3 separate regions of the Homo sapiens genome follow, and all the other regions are linked to region 3. The links are chromatin contacts, found by Hi-C or POLR2A ChIA-PET in ENCODE. All regions are on one chromosome and are shown on one strand. The core of a region is the stretch at or near the end of the contact, and the rest is flanking DNA. Distances in the headings are between cores, read along the strand shown.

Region 1 (4,440 bases), core at 988-3,487, 190 kb after region 3:
CACAGCCACAATCCCTTCAATGATGAGGCTCGAGGAATCAAGGAGGCATTTGTAAGGCTGGCTTGATGAGAGACTTCAGCAAGCCCTGAGGGGCTGGGGAGGCCTCTGGCTGCCGATTATCCTCCCTACCATATGGGTGATGGAAAGCTGGCTCTTCGGGTGGGAGGCCTGGCCCAGAGCTGGGCTCTCAGAGCCTGGTTTGTGCCTTGGGGTTCCCCTCTGGTCCAAATGGTAGTAGGCAGTAGGATGAATTAATTCCTCTGGTCCTTTCCAGCATAGGCATCCTGGGACCACGGAGCAGCCACCAACGACTACAGATGAAACACAAGCCTCTCCGGTCACTTTTTGCTGGCCGTTGGAAGGAGGCTGTTGAGTGGGAGTGGAACCTCCAGGTTTCCTGGGGCACTATTCTGGATCCCCTCATCTCAGCTCTGTGAGGTCATGGCTAAGCCTGAAACAGGTCCCAACTCATTCAATCTTGCCATAAACCTATGAAATGGGTGTCAGCCATGAGGCTTTGGTTGCAAATAACAGAAACCCCAACTTAACTGTCATATGGAAGCAGAGAAGCAACTGACTCTTTGCCAGAGGCTTATGTCATGACTCCAAGTAGTGAGGGGGTGGCTGTTCAGGTCAAAGGATTAGCAACAATGACTGGCTTAAACAACGAAAAACTGCATCTATGATCTTAGCAACAACATTCAGTAACATTAGGTATCACCAGGGAGGAGGACGCCACCTCCCTGGTGATAGCTGATTGGACCAGAGGGAAGCCCCAGTCCCAGGGCAGCCAATCAGCAGCCTGCAAGCAGCCAATGAGATGGCCTGGAGGGGGAGTTCTGCCCAATCACAATACCAATAAATAAGAGGTCCAGGCTGGATCTCTGTCTTGGAGATTTGAGCCGGAGATTTGAGCGAGAGATTTGGAAGAAATGTGGGGCAATCTGTAGAAGGAGCAGAAGACAAAAATCACACTGAAGGCAGTGAGTGGAGGAGCTTGTGCTGCAGGATACAGAAGCCAGGAGAGAGTGAGGCGCAGGCAGAGCCAGCCTGGCGAGGACTAAGCCATGTTTAAAGCCATGAATGGAAGGTTCTCTGTCCCCAGAAGTGAAGCAGGACTTTCCCAGTCCCCAGTTTGTTCTGGTCTTTAGAAGCTGGCGAGTGGCCAGCCATGAAGGCCATGCCAAGTGACTGGCATGGCTGAGTTGCTATCCTTATATGTGGCCTCCCATCTGCCCCTCGCCTTCACTGGAGAGGCAGCAAGGAGGGCATTGAAGCCTGAAATTCTGAAGAATTTTCTTGCAGGATTATGGTGTGGCGTAAGCCAGGCTTCTTGGGCCAGGTTCTCTCTCTACAGGGCATCTCTGGGGAATGTGTGAGTGCTGGGAGTGGTACCTAGGTCTCTAGGCCCCCTGGACTTTCCAGTGCCATCCCTAAACTGGGGAGTCTTTCCTGAGCCTGAATGAGAGTGCTTTGGTCGGCTAAGGCCAGGGAATCAGCCCCAAAGCAGTGTTTCGGGAGGAATGGGCTGCCAGCCTCATCCTCTGCCCTGGCCCAAACCAGGATTGTCAGTATGGGGTGTAGACAGAAGGAAGAGAGAGTGCGGAGGCCCAACGGGGTCTCCAGAGTATGGGCCACCTGTGCCTCTTTTCTGCCTCCCACCCTCACCTGCATTTCACTGGGGGCCCCTGAGTTTCTCAGACAACAGAGACCATCCAAATACCTTGTAACTGAGGGTGCAGTCATTGGAGTCCCATCAAACTCCCAAGTCCACCATCTACTGTGAGTCAGGCAAGTCACCTAACCTCCCTGAGCCTCCATTTTTTCATCAGTGAAATGGGAGTGATCATAGTGCCTCCTACACAGAGCAGGGGAATTCAATGAGTCCCCACTTGTGAAGCGCATGAACCTGTGCCTGGCACACGGCACATGTGGATTAGACACCTCCTGTAAGCAGGGGCTCAGGGAAGGGAGCCAGGAAAGAGGGATGTAGAGAAGACAGGGGGCAGAGAGAAACGTTAAAAGAAGAAGAAGGAGGGGAGAAGGGTGTGAAGAGGCCAGAGAGGAAATGGGTCTCCCTGGGGTGTTGGCCTTGACCTCTCAGGCCTGGCTCAGGTCTGACTTTCTTGTTCTTTCTTCCCCCATATAATCTCTCTCTGGAATGCTGAGAAATTCTGCTTCCACCCCCCAGCAGTTGCCATGGTGATGAAAACCTGGACCCAGTGGAAAGTTCTCTGTGCTCTTGGCAACAAGGCTGCAGCACCCTGCCTCCCCCCGCCTGCCTGTGCGTGGGCGGCCAGCTCCGGATGCTGCCAGGATTTGGGGCCAGCACGGCCTGTCTGCAAGACCCAGCCCTGCCCCCATAGAATCTAGGATGGGAGCTTCGGCATATCTGGTGCTGGGGGCTCCCAGAGAATATCTAGCCAGTCCCATTTTACGGATGGGGCACTGGGCCAGAGAGGATCGGTGGCTTGTCCAAAGCTGCACAGACCCCCTGGGGTCTCCCTCCTGGGCTCAGCTGTGATCAGGTGGGCACGGAGCACCCGGAAACATCGCAGACAGGGGACTAGCCACATGGCAGACCAGTCCCAGAAAGCAGGCCAGCTGCTGGAGCCAGGGAGATGCAGAAGACAAAGGGACTCCAGGAAGCTGGACACTGCCTTCCTCTTCTCTCCCAGACACAGTGGTGGGTGGGTGCGAAGGAGTGAATGCTTGTGTCCCTCTACAATTCACATGCAGAAGCCCCAGGCACTAGTGTGATGGTATTTGGGGTGGGGCCTTTGGGGGTGATTAGGGCATGAGGGAGGAGCCCTCACAGTGGAATTAGTGCTGTTGTGAGAAGAGACAGGAGAGATGATCCCTCTACCACGCGAGGGTGCCTGCAACCAGGGAGAAGGCCCTCCGCAGCCCGACCATGCTGGTACTCTGATCTTGCAGACTTTAGAGCTGCAATAAATCCATACTTATTGTCGAAGCTGCCTTGTGCACAGTAATGAGTTACAGCGTCCTGAGCTGACTCAGACAGTCAATTTGTGGGGGTGCTGAGTTTGCTCCACTCTCAGCAGCCCCAGCTCTCAGACTAAGTGGAAGGGCACAAGCCAGCCATTTTTTTTTTTTTTTTTTTGAGACAGAATCTCACTCTGTCGCCCAGGCTGGAGTGCAGTGGCATGATCTCAGCTCACTGCAGCCTCTGCCTCCTGGGTTCAAGTGATTCTCCTGCCTCAGCCTCCTGAGTAGCTGGGACTACAGGCGCAGGCCACCACGCCCAGCTAATTTTTTTTTTTTTTTTTTGAGACGGAGTCTTGCTCTGTCGCCCAGGCTGGAGTGCAGTGGCGCAATCTCGGCTCACTGCAAGCTCCGCCTCCCAGGTTCACGCTATTCTCCTGCCTCAGCCTCTCGAGTAGCTGGGACTACAGGCACCCGCCACTGCGCCCAGCTAATTTTTTGTATTTTTTAGTAGAGACGAGGTTTCACTGTGGTCTCAATCTCCTGACCTCATGATCTGCCCGCCTCGGCCTCCCAAAGTGCTGGGATTACAGGCGTGAGCCACCGCGCCCAGTCAATTTTTGTATTTTTAGTAGAGACGAGGTTTCAGCATGTTGGCCAGGATGGTATTGATCTCCTGACCTCGTGATCCACCCACCTCAGCCTCCCAAAGTGCTGGGATTACAGGTGTGAGCCACTGCTCCCAGCCAAGCCAGCCTTTAGCAACCTCCCTGCCAGGGTCCTGGGGGCCCCTATTTGTTTCCCCTCCTCTTTTTCCTCCTCCTCAGCAGGCTGAACGTTGGTCCTGAAGTTTGCTTCCAGCAGAGGCCAACGGCCTCCCTTTAAGGCTGGTAGGTCCTTAACCAGCTCTCTCCTGCCTTCTGCCCACCCAACTCCTTCTGTGTTATTTTTCTTTTATGTATCCCATGTGCTATGGTCTGAATGTTTCATGTTGCCCGGAAGTTTATATGTTGTCGTCTAATCCCCATTGTGATGGTATTAGGAGGTGGGAGCCTTGGGGAGGTGATTAGGTCATCAGGCCAGACCCTCATGAATGGGATCAGTACTCTTATAAAAGAGGCACTGAAGAGCTCCCTTACCTCTTCCACCATGTGAAGACACAGCAAGAAGACAGTTATCTGTGAGCCAGGAAACAGGCCCTCACCAGACACCAGAGCTGCCAGCACCTTGATTTTGGACTTTCCAGCCTCCAGAATTTCTGTTGTTTATAAACCACTTAGTTTATGATAGTTTACTATAGTAGTCTGAATGAACTAAGATACCATGTTTTCAAAACTTCTCTTTCTCTGTTTCTTCTTGAGTGAGGGACTCACTCTGTTGCCCAGGCTGGAGTGCAGTGGCACGATCATGGCTCACTATAGCCTCGACCTCCTGGACTCAGGGAATCTTCCAGTCTCAGCCTCCCGAGTAGCTGGGATCACAGGCGCACACCAC
Region 2 (4,646 bases), core at 922-3,421, 160 kb after region 3:
AAGTGATGATGTGCCAGTCCTGAGCCTAAGCCACGAGAGGCCTTGCAGGCTGCAACTGCCACCTCAGTGTACTTAAGCCTGGGCTAGCTTCTTGGAGCATGAGAGGCCACACAGAGCAGAGCCAAGCCAGCCCAGGTGTCCCAGCTGAGGACCTGGACAAGTGGGAGAGCCCAATCTACACCCCAATCTGCCAGCTCACCACAGATGCAGACACATGAGTGAGACCAGCCAAGGTCAGAACTGCCCTGCTGAAGGAAGCACATGCTCTTAAGCCACTGGATTTGGTGGTTTATTGAGTATCACTGTGACCATAGGCAACCGAGACAGTGAAGGTAGAGAGAATGGAGAGGCAAACATGCAGAGGAGGGACAGTGTGGGAGTGCCTGGTGGGGGATGAGAAGCCCAGAATTTCTGATTCATACGGGCCTGATGGCAACCCCAAGTTCCCTCAAGCCAGGAGGTCTGAAGCCTGTGTGGCCAGTGACCTGCCCGCTGCCGAATGATGGATTAAGCGCATGTCTGATGTACCGAATTGGCCACCAGACTGCTGGTTGGATGTCTGCCAGGTTCCCTCACAAGCAGGCCTGCCTGATATGTTTTCTCAGCCTGTTTTTTCCTATTTGCCAGAGCCCAGGCCTTTGAAACTGCTATCACAAGGCTGCTTCCACTTCCCCCCGTGGATCCTGGTGGAAGTTTCTTGATGTTGAGCAAGAACTCCCAGAAACTCCTGGAACCTGCTTCTCAGCCATGCGCGCCGGCGCAGCCCTGCTGTGTGGCCTTAGGCGCCCCTCTCCTGCCCCCGGGCCTCCCTCCACTGCGTGACCGGCCACATGGCCATGGCTGCTGCTCTGTGCCTGTCTCCTCATCTGTGAAATGAGGATACAGTCATGGACCTCATGGCGGGGGTGCGGGGGGAGGATGGTGGTGGACGGAGGCGGGGCAGGGCCTTGGACTACTGTGTGCAGTTTGGATTCCTCCAGGCTTAAAATCGGCTTCCATCCCCAACTCTCCAGCTCCCCGTCTCCACCCAGGCCATTTGAACGATCTTGTTGAAAAGCACAGTGGTTTCCAAAGCAAATCCAAGTCTTGTGCGGCTCTGGGCTGAGGGTCCCACGCTTTTCACCCAGACCTATAATCATCACAGATGTTTAGAGGAGGTGGTAAGTACAGAGCTGCATGCTTTATTTCTGCTGACCCAGGCCCCCACCCTCCTCCCTCCTGGGTACCAGGCTGCCTCCCAGGCTAGCGGGGCTGGTGCCTCTGTCTCCTCCTAACACTCCTGAGATTTGCATCCCCGCAGACGCCAGGCGCGGCGCTGCCCCAGGAGGTGGGGTGTTTAGAACCCGCTCCCCGGGCTCGCCCAGGAGCTTTGTGTTTAGTAAAGGCAGCAGTCAGTTCCCTGGTAGGCTCAGGGAAGGACGACAGCTCCCGGCTCAGTCCTCAGCCTCCAACCCCCACTCTTCAATCTCCTTCCCAGACCAATGACCCCCTCTGCGGGAGAACCTGCGGCGAAAGGCAGAGCCCCAGAGCAGGGTCTGGAGTGGCAGGACCGGCAGCCAATGAAGGTGAAGGCCGAGCATTACATCATCACCGTGGTCTCCCATTGGTTTACATCCTGGGCTTCCTGACTCCGCCTCCCAGCCTTAACAATGGGCCTCTCTGCTCCCCAGGCTTCTGACCCTGGTGCCAGCTTTGCCCAGAAGGCCACAGTCGGGCAGAGTCCTGGGCTAGGCGGGAGCCCGAGGTCTGGGCTGAGCCACTAACTAGGGGTGAGGCATAGTGTTGCCAGGTGTCATCTTCCTCACCTGCAAGAGGAGAGGGTTCCAGCTGTTAATCTCGGGTTCTGCCGCAGTTCACCCACCACCACACACTCGCCCATGAACGTCCTCCTCGCAGACCCCGGGGACCCTGGCCGGCCAGGGGTCTGGTCTGCCATGGGCTCCCTTTCCTCCCCAGAGCCTGGCAGGAAGTGAACATATGGAATGATGGTTAATGTTAACTGATGTTTTCTAAAGAGCACACACTGGGCTAAGCCTTATACATTATTTTATTCGTGTCCTAAATATTAGCCCCCCACGCAGCCCTAATTGTTCAGAGACAAGCACTGACTCTGAGGCTGGGCCAGGTTGAGTGATGGCCAAGGCCACGGACCTGGTGAGGGGGACAGTCAGGATTCGAACCCAGGCGGCTGGCTCCAGAGCCCTTCAAACGATGCCATGGGAATGGATGGGGGTCACTAGCCTCCCTATTGTGACTCGTTTGAGCTCTTAGCCCGGCGTGTAGTCTGGCGGGAGCCGTCCCTGGATGGGGGTCACTAGCCTCCCCATTGTGACTCGTTTGAGCTCTTAGCCAGGCGTGTAGTCTGGCGGGAGCCGTCGCGGCTGGCTCGGCAGCTCCAGGCTATTCCGAGGAACAGTCTTCAGAGAGCCTGGGGTGCTGATGGGGAAAAGCTGTTGCTGAGATTTGACAAGTTTGGTCCTGAGATGTCAGAAAGGATTTCAGCTCTTCTGCCACCCCAAGGACGGTGGCGCGTAAATCACAGTGAGCTGGCTTATGTCAGGTCAACTGTGGAATTTGATCCTAGCGCATTGCTCCCTCCTCTTCCTTGCCTGCGTCTCTCCCTCTCTCAGCTCTAGTTTGAGATCAGCACAGATTCCCTGGGTGATTTTTGAGAAAACTGCCTCCTCTTTAGGACTTGGCATCCCCTAACCTGCATCAGGAAAGGGTGGCGACAGATACTCTCACACCCAGGGAGGCTGCAAGGCCCACCCTCTACCCTCCACCTGGGTTCTCTGGCGTCGAGACTTGTGCCCTACAGTTCTGGGCCGTTGGGGTGATGTCCCAGTGGGACCAGGGTGAGGGTGCAGGTATCTGAGGGAGTAGTAGGACCAGAACCTCTAACCTTAGGGAGGCTTCCTGGGAGCCAAGCTTGGTGACTTAGAATGTGAATGTCTGACCCATATCCCACTACCTTTTGGTGGGTGCTGCAGAGGACAATGGAGAGAGAGTCAACTCTGAAGAGTGGTCTTGTGGAAGAGGCAGCTGGCTGGTTCAGTGTGGCACTGGCAGCCTCCCTAAGGTTCCCAGGTAGAAGTTTCTGACAGGTAGATTTCAGCTGTGTTTAAGGAAGAACTTTGAAGTTGTCAGAATGAGCGGTCTTGTGATAGTGAGCTCCCTGTCTCCAGAGGCATGCAAGCAGGACACTTTCACATATGCATTCAAGATGACCTATGCAAGGCGTTGTGCTAAGTGCTAGGAGTGCAGAGGAGAACGAGACCCAGTGGGGAAACAGGCACTTGCAATGCTGCTGTGAGTGTGAGCAGAGGTCAGCGTGGGCATCTGGAGCACAGGGAGGGAGTCCTGAAGGCTGGGTTGAGGATGAGGATACAGCTCATTGCTGAGCCTTATGGTGAACCAGAAGTTTACCAGGCAGACAGGAGCTGGGGAGAGGGCTGGCATTCGTCCATTCAGGTTATGTTTTCTGAATTATATATAGAAGGACATGTTGCAGAAGAAATGCAAGTACAGTGAAGAATAAGACTGGGGAACTTTTACAATTCAGAGTGGCCTTCACTGTGGGCGGTCCGAATTGATCCCTGTATACAGGTGCTTCTGGGGTGACATTTTCCCTGCTCCATGGAGCTCCGGGAGGAGTGCGGACCAACCCCTTCTTTGCAGGCCTGTCTGTGGGGTGCCACTCCTCCTCCCACCTCCCCACTGCACAGACAGCCCATCAGTGTCCCTGAGCTGCTCCAGAAGGATGCAGCTCTGAGGAGGCTCTGGGAGCGGTGTATCCTAGCAACCTCTGAGGCTGGCATCTGCAGGGCTAGGCCCAGACTCAAGGCTCTTTCTAATTTGCCAGCCTTCCCTTAATGATAAGCTTTCCCACACGGATGTGGAGTGGGGAGGAAGAGGGGAGAAGTGGGCAGGAAGTGTTGCCTCCAACCCCATCACAGAGTAGGTCAAGCCTCGCCCACAATACTGCCGGGGATGGGGAAGGAGGGAGGGCACAGTGAGTCCGTTAACTGAATATGCCACTTGTCCATCACCGTGGCCGGTTTATCACCATTTAGAGGACAATGAATCCAGGCAGTGATCCACCAATGATAACTAACATCATAAAAAGATACATGGCCGGATATGATGTTCCTTCTGACGGAAGACCACAACACCTGCTGAAAAATCAAATCTGAATCGGATCAAGCCTCTAGAGGTAACTCCCAGCTATAGGAATTAGAGAACTGGGGGGCATGTTAATATGTCAAGGTGTTTAACCCTCACCACAGGGAGGCGGCCAGATTTCCTCTCAGGAAAAAAGTTACAGGTTTCATCAACAAAGTGGAAGGAAAAGGAATAAAAGAAAAAAAAAACAAAACATAAGGAGAATTTATAGATTAACAGAAGCTTAAGAGAAATATCAGCCAATTACAACATATGGACTTTGGATTCTGATTCTTGCGAACAAACTACACTACAGTGACAATAAAAATGAGACGTATTCATGAGACAATTGGGGAAATTTGAACACTGAATGGATACTTAACATCAAGGAATTGTTTTTAATTTTTGAGCAATGTGAAAATCGTGTTTGGGATTATGCTTTAAAAGAGTCCTAATTGTTGAGGGATTCATACAGAAACATTTAT
Region 3 (4,460 bases), core at 1,956-4,455:
CAGCACTGCCCAGAGGAGAGTTACCCCAAAACACCTGAAGGGCCCCTCTCGCTTCTTAGTGGTAATAGAGATGCTCCCTGGCCCGGAGCTCTGAACTGTCGTGCAAGACAATACCTAATCCAAAGTTTTCATGGTGCAAATGAATAAACAAAGAAAGGTCACACCTGTGAGAAGAGGCTCACTGAGCCTAGGCAAGGAGTCAATCTCCTGAGTCCTTGTCCATCACTCTTTCCCTATAGAACTTTCAACGAAATCATCATCTGCCTGGCAGATCTCTCTCTATGCTGGAACTGCCTTTCGGGGAGTGAAGCAGTTCCTGAATGTCTTAGAGTTGTGCTGTCCAATACGTCACCATTAATATGTGGCTATCAAGCACTTGAAAAGTAGCTAGTCTGGGCTGGGTGCGGTGGCTCACATCGGAAATCCCAGCACTTTGGGAGGTAGAGGTGGGCGGATTACTTGAGGTCAGAGGTTCCAGACCAGCCTGGACCAATACAGTGAAACCTTGTCTCTACTAAAAATACAAAATTAGGAGGGCGTGGTGGTGCATACCTGTAATCCCAGCTACTTGGGAGGCTGAGGCACAAGAATCCCTTGAACCTGGGAGGCGGAGGTTGCAGTGAGCCAAGATCGAGCCACTACACTCCAGCCTGGGCAACAGACCAAGACTCTGTCTCAAAAAAAAAAAAAAGAAAAAAAAGAAAAGTAGCTAGTCTGAACTGAGATTTGCTAAAAGTGTAAAATACACACCAGATTTCAAAGAGTACTAAAAAAAGAATGCAAAATACCTAGTTAATAATTTTTTTTCTTTTTAAAGCATGCAATTGGCATCTGAATCTCTGGTTAATAATTTTAAAATACTAATTACATACTGAAATGTTTTGATATACTAGATTAAGTAAAATACACTATCAAAATTAACATCATCTGTTCCTTTTTACTTTTTTAATGTGGCCACTAGAAAATTTGAAATTACACAAGAGGCTCACATTATATTTCTATTGGGCAGCTCTGTATTAGAGTATAAATCTGGAAAGTATTTGGGGGTCATTTAGAGTGACAGTTATGTAAATGCTAGGTAATAATTACTTTATAATAGTCCTAAAAAGGTATTTTTCAAAGTATCTGTTGGTCTGTACACTGACAGGATAACAAAAAGACTGTCTGAAATACACACTAAAAAAGAATGGGGTCGGGCGTGGTGGCTCACACCTGTAATCCCAGCACTTTGGGAGGCTGAGGCAGGCAGATCGCTGGAGGTCAGGTGTTTGAGACCAGAGAGACCAGCCTGGCCAACATGGCGACCCTATCTCTACCAAAAATACAAAAATTAGCTGGGCATGGTGGCAGAAGCCTGTAATCCCAGCTACTCAGGAGCCTGACGCATGAGAATTGCTTGAACCCAGGAGGCAGAGGTTGCAGTGAGCTGAGATCCTGCCACTGCACTCCAGCCTGGGTGACAGAGCGAGATTCTGTCTCAAAAAAAAAAAAAAAAAAAGAATGAGGATTGGGGCAGTTATTAACAAGATTCCTTCTTCAGTTGCAGCCTATAAAAGGAAAAAGGGAAATTACAGAAACTTTCAAATCCTCAAAGCATTATGTACTGAAGGAATAAGTCCACTGCTTTAAAACTTCTAAGGGGAACCCATGACATCTACTTAACATTTTTGACATTTTGATGTTTGTGCAATATTCTGAAGCTACTGATAAATAGCTTAAGCAGATAAATAATCATGAGGATGTAAAAACAAATTCCAGAAGAAACAGAAGTACACGTCTTCAATGAGAGGTGACTTACCTGGGTTGATGACCACCCAGCCACCTCGTTCCTGCTGGTGCATCCACGCCTTCCAGCCTCGGGCTCCCTTCTCCCCAGCCCGGGGCTCTCCACTGTCCCAAAAGGGTTCAAAGAATTCCACCTGTTCAGATTTTAGAATGGACGTTAGACCTCACTTGTATAAAACTGCTGAGTCAGTGGGCAAAATCCGCGCTGGTGGATATAAGAGAAGCTTATGATCCTTGAAATCATGTTTGCCATCAGTCTTTGAAGTAGATACATGCTACACACCCCAAGATAGAAAAAAGATCTATCTAGCGTGGCAGGCAGCTTCCAAGATAGCCCCCATGACCCTACCTCTGCCTTGTGGTTTTCACACTCGCATGTGAGCTGGACCTAGTGATTCCAACACACAAAATATGGCAAAAGTGATGGGGGGTCACTCCCGGGATTAGGTTACAAAAAGACCAGCTGAGGTTCAGCAAGAAGGGTCTCCAGATGGGTAGGAAGGGAGTAGTTTCCTAGTTCTTATCCTGCCAGGCCAGTCTAACCAGGGACAGTGGCACTGCCAGTTCACCTAGTATCACTGGACCCCCGAGCTAATTCCTAAAGTCATGCCGCTTTCAAGATATTTTGAGAGGAAGGTTCCAACAAGACAGACCATGAGCTACGTGACACAACCATATCTTAAGTAACTATATATTCCTAACACCTGGCACAATACTTACTGCCTAGCAGGGACTCAATAAACGCTTGTTGGCACAGATCTGAACAAGGCAGGCGACCAGGGAGTAAAAAGGTCTGCATTTTTTATTTTTATTTTTGAGACAGAGTCTCGCTCTTGTTGCCCAGGCTGGAGTGCAGTGGTGTGATCTTGGCTCACTGCAACCTCCACCTCCCCGGGCTCAAGCAATTCTCCTACCTCAGCCTCCCGAGTAGCTGGGATTACAGGCATGAGCCACCACACCCAGCTAATTTTGTGTTTTTTTAGTAGAAACAGGGTTTCTCCACGTTGGTCAGGCTGGTCTCCAACTCCTGACCTCAGGTGCTCTGCCCACCTTAGCCTCCCAAAGTGCTGGGATTACAAGCCTAAACCACCGCGCCCAGCCTAAAGGTCTGCATTTTAAAGCCTGGCCCCATTAGCACCTCCCTCATTCATTCGAGCATTAGGTGTGTGGTAAGCAGCTCACTGGCAATAAATCTTTCCCTATGGAACAGAATGTGAACACAGCAATGAACAGAAACGTGATCATGTTATCAACTGGAAACAGGACTGTGAAAGTGAGCCAATAACCTACTCAGTGAAAGCTTTTGTAAGAAACCTTTTGAAGAGGACAAGCAGGCTTCCAGTGGGCACAGCATGGGCCATGAGCCACAGGATTATCTAGCCTGAGCCCTGGGCAATGCCACACACGCCTGGAGGAGTATTGCCTCCAGGAGAGTCACGTCAGGGCAGGGCAAACGTCCTGACACGTCAGTCATCCTCAGAAAGGGGAACCAGGACGACTACGCTCCCTCTTTAGAGGTCTGGCTCTTGTAAGAGTGAAGAAAGAAAGTTTACTTAAGAAAAAAAATTTTTTTTAAATAGTGTGATAAATGAGTATAATCTATTTGTTTATTCCACAGAAACGCAGACCAGTAATATCAGACCTGCCTGTGTTAAATCACGCTACTGTGTTCACGGTAACAACGTCTCTCAGTTATAAAAGCAATATGGAATATTAGTAAATAAGAAACTTTATTCCAAAGTTGTCATGTAAATGCTTTGGAATCACATGTGCTATTCGTGTTTAAAACCTCAAGCACGAGGATCGGGGTCTCCCAACACTTTAGAGCAGTGGTCTTCGATGGGTCACATTTGTAGGCAGAACCCTCCACCCATCACTCTGTTCTTATCACAGAGGGTCTTAGGAAAGGGGCAGGGGGAGGGGGTGAGAGAAATTCTGATCCTGACCCACAAGGTTCCTTAGAGTCAGCTGAGAATCACTTCTGTAGTACAGCCTATTCTTAAAATCTCACAGCATGTCTTAAAATTACTCTGTTATATGGTTTATTAATGATTGATTATAGCAATTTAACTGGTATAATTCTTTAATCCAATTTTTTCTAGAGGTAGCATCATGATAAAAATGGTCTTTACTGGCAATTCATGAAACTCCCACATGACGGAGGCCTTGGCCTCTCAAGAAACACTTTTGAATGTTCACCATAAACTCATATATTCTATTTATCTTCCACTAGACATCTTTACAGAGTAGAAAACTGAGTTTTATTTAGTGGAAAAAGGGAAAAGATACATTTTCTTATATACATAGCTCTATAAAAATTCTTTATTTCTTCACTTATCTTCATTTATCTCAAACATTGGCAATGCTCGCTTGTCATCTAAAGGATTAACCCTTCCCCAATAAGGATCACTGTTGACAAGGTATCTCTGTGTAATTTCATTTGCAACTCTAGCGAAGATTGTGGGTACTTAGAAGGTTAACTGAGGAAGTGATGCAAGACCCAAACTAGAATGTGTAAGGGTGGAAGAGAGTAATACAAGGTTTAAAATGGCATGACAACTGTTTCCCTGACTAGGGGAGCCAATCAGCATTTAAACAAAGGCAGAAAGGGGATGGGGGGGAGGAGGGGAGGGGAGGAGGAAGGGGAGGGGAAGGGGGCAGGGAAAGGAAAAGGA

The links. A loop is a pair of places that touch in the nucleus more often than their neighbours do. ChIA-PET counts read pairs that join two places held with the same protein, here RNA polymerase II (POLR2A). Pooled maps may share reads with other maps.
Region 1: a map of cardiac septum shows a loop between it and region 3 (1.9-fold over the local background). The contact joins two enhancer-like sites. A Hi-C loop is called at or near these places in 1 of 168 maps with a recorded cell type or tissue (cardiac septum). POLR2A ChIA-PET finds 5 or more read pairs at or near these places in 5 of 52 experiments (AG04450, H1, HEK293T and 2 more).
Region 2: a pooled map shows a loop between it and region 3 (2.3-fold over the local background). The contact joins the promoter of LINC02317 here to the enhancer-like site in region 3. A Hi-C loop is called at or near these places in 1 of 168 maps with a recorded cell type or tissue (A673) and 5 of 50 pooled maps. POLR2A ChIA-PET finds 5 or more read pairs at or near these places in 2 of 52 experiments (CD8-positive, alpha-beta memory T cell and OCI-LY7).

What each region holds. Positions count from the first base shown.
Region 1 is chr14:90,489,459-90,493,898 of GRCh38, forward strand. No RefSeq gene overlaps it. Among named protein-coding and RNA genes, the nearest start is that of LINC00642, 36 kb to the left of the region's middle. Within about 2 kb of position 2,238, at least 3 of the 41 ENCODE cell types and tissues checked have a DNase peak (open chromatin) inside an H3K27ac peak, as active enhancers do.
Region 2 is chr14:90,452,946-90,457,591 of GRCh38, forward strand. LINC02317 (long intergenic non-protein coding RNA 2317) reads right to left here and starts at 2,172. Exons shown (of 3, transcript NR_146492.1): 1 at 2,152-2,172; 2 at 1,806-1,959. It overlaps LINC00642 (long intergenic non-protein coding RNA 642), which reads left to right and starts at 2,285. Exons shown (of 4, transcript NR_033986.1): 1 at 2,285-2,433; 2 at 3,497-3,606; 3 at 4,074-4,213. RefSeq lists enhancers at 916-1,533, 1,460-1,754, 1,534-2,151.
Region 3 is chr14:90,296,462-90,300,921 of GRCh38, forward strand. NRDE2 (NRDE-2, necessary for RNA interference, domain containing) reads right to left here. Exons shown (of 14, transcript NM_017970.4): 8 at 1,799-1,919. Among named protein-coding and RNA genes, the nearest start is that of NRDE2, 33 kb to the right of the region's middle. Within about 2 kb of position 3,206, at least 7 of the 41 ENCODE cell types and tissues checked have a DNase peak (open chromatin) inside an H3K27ac peak, as active enhancers do.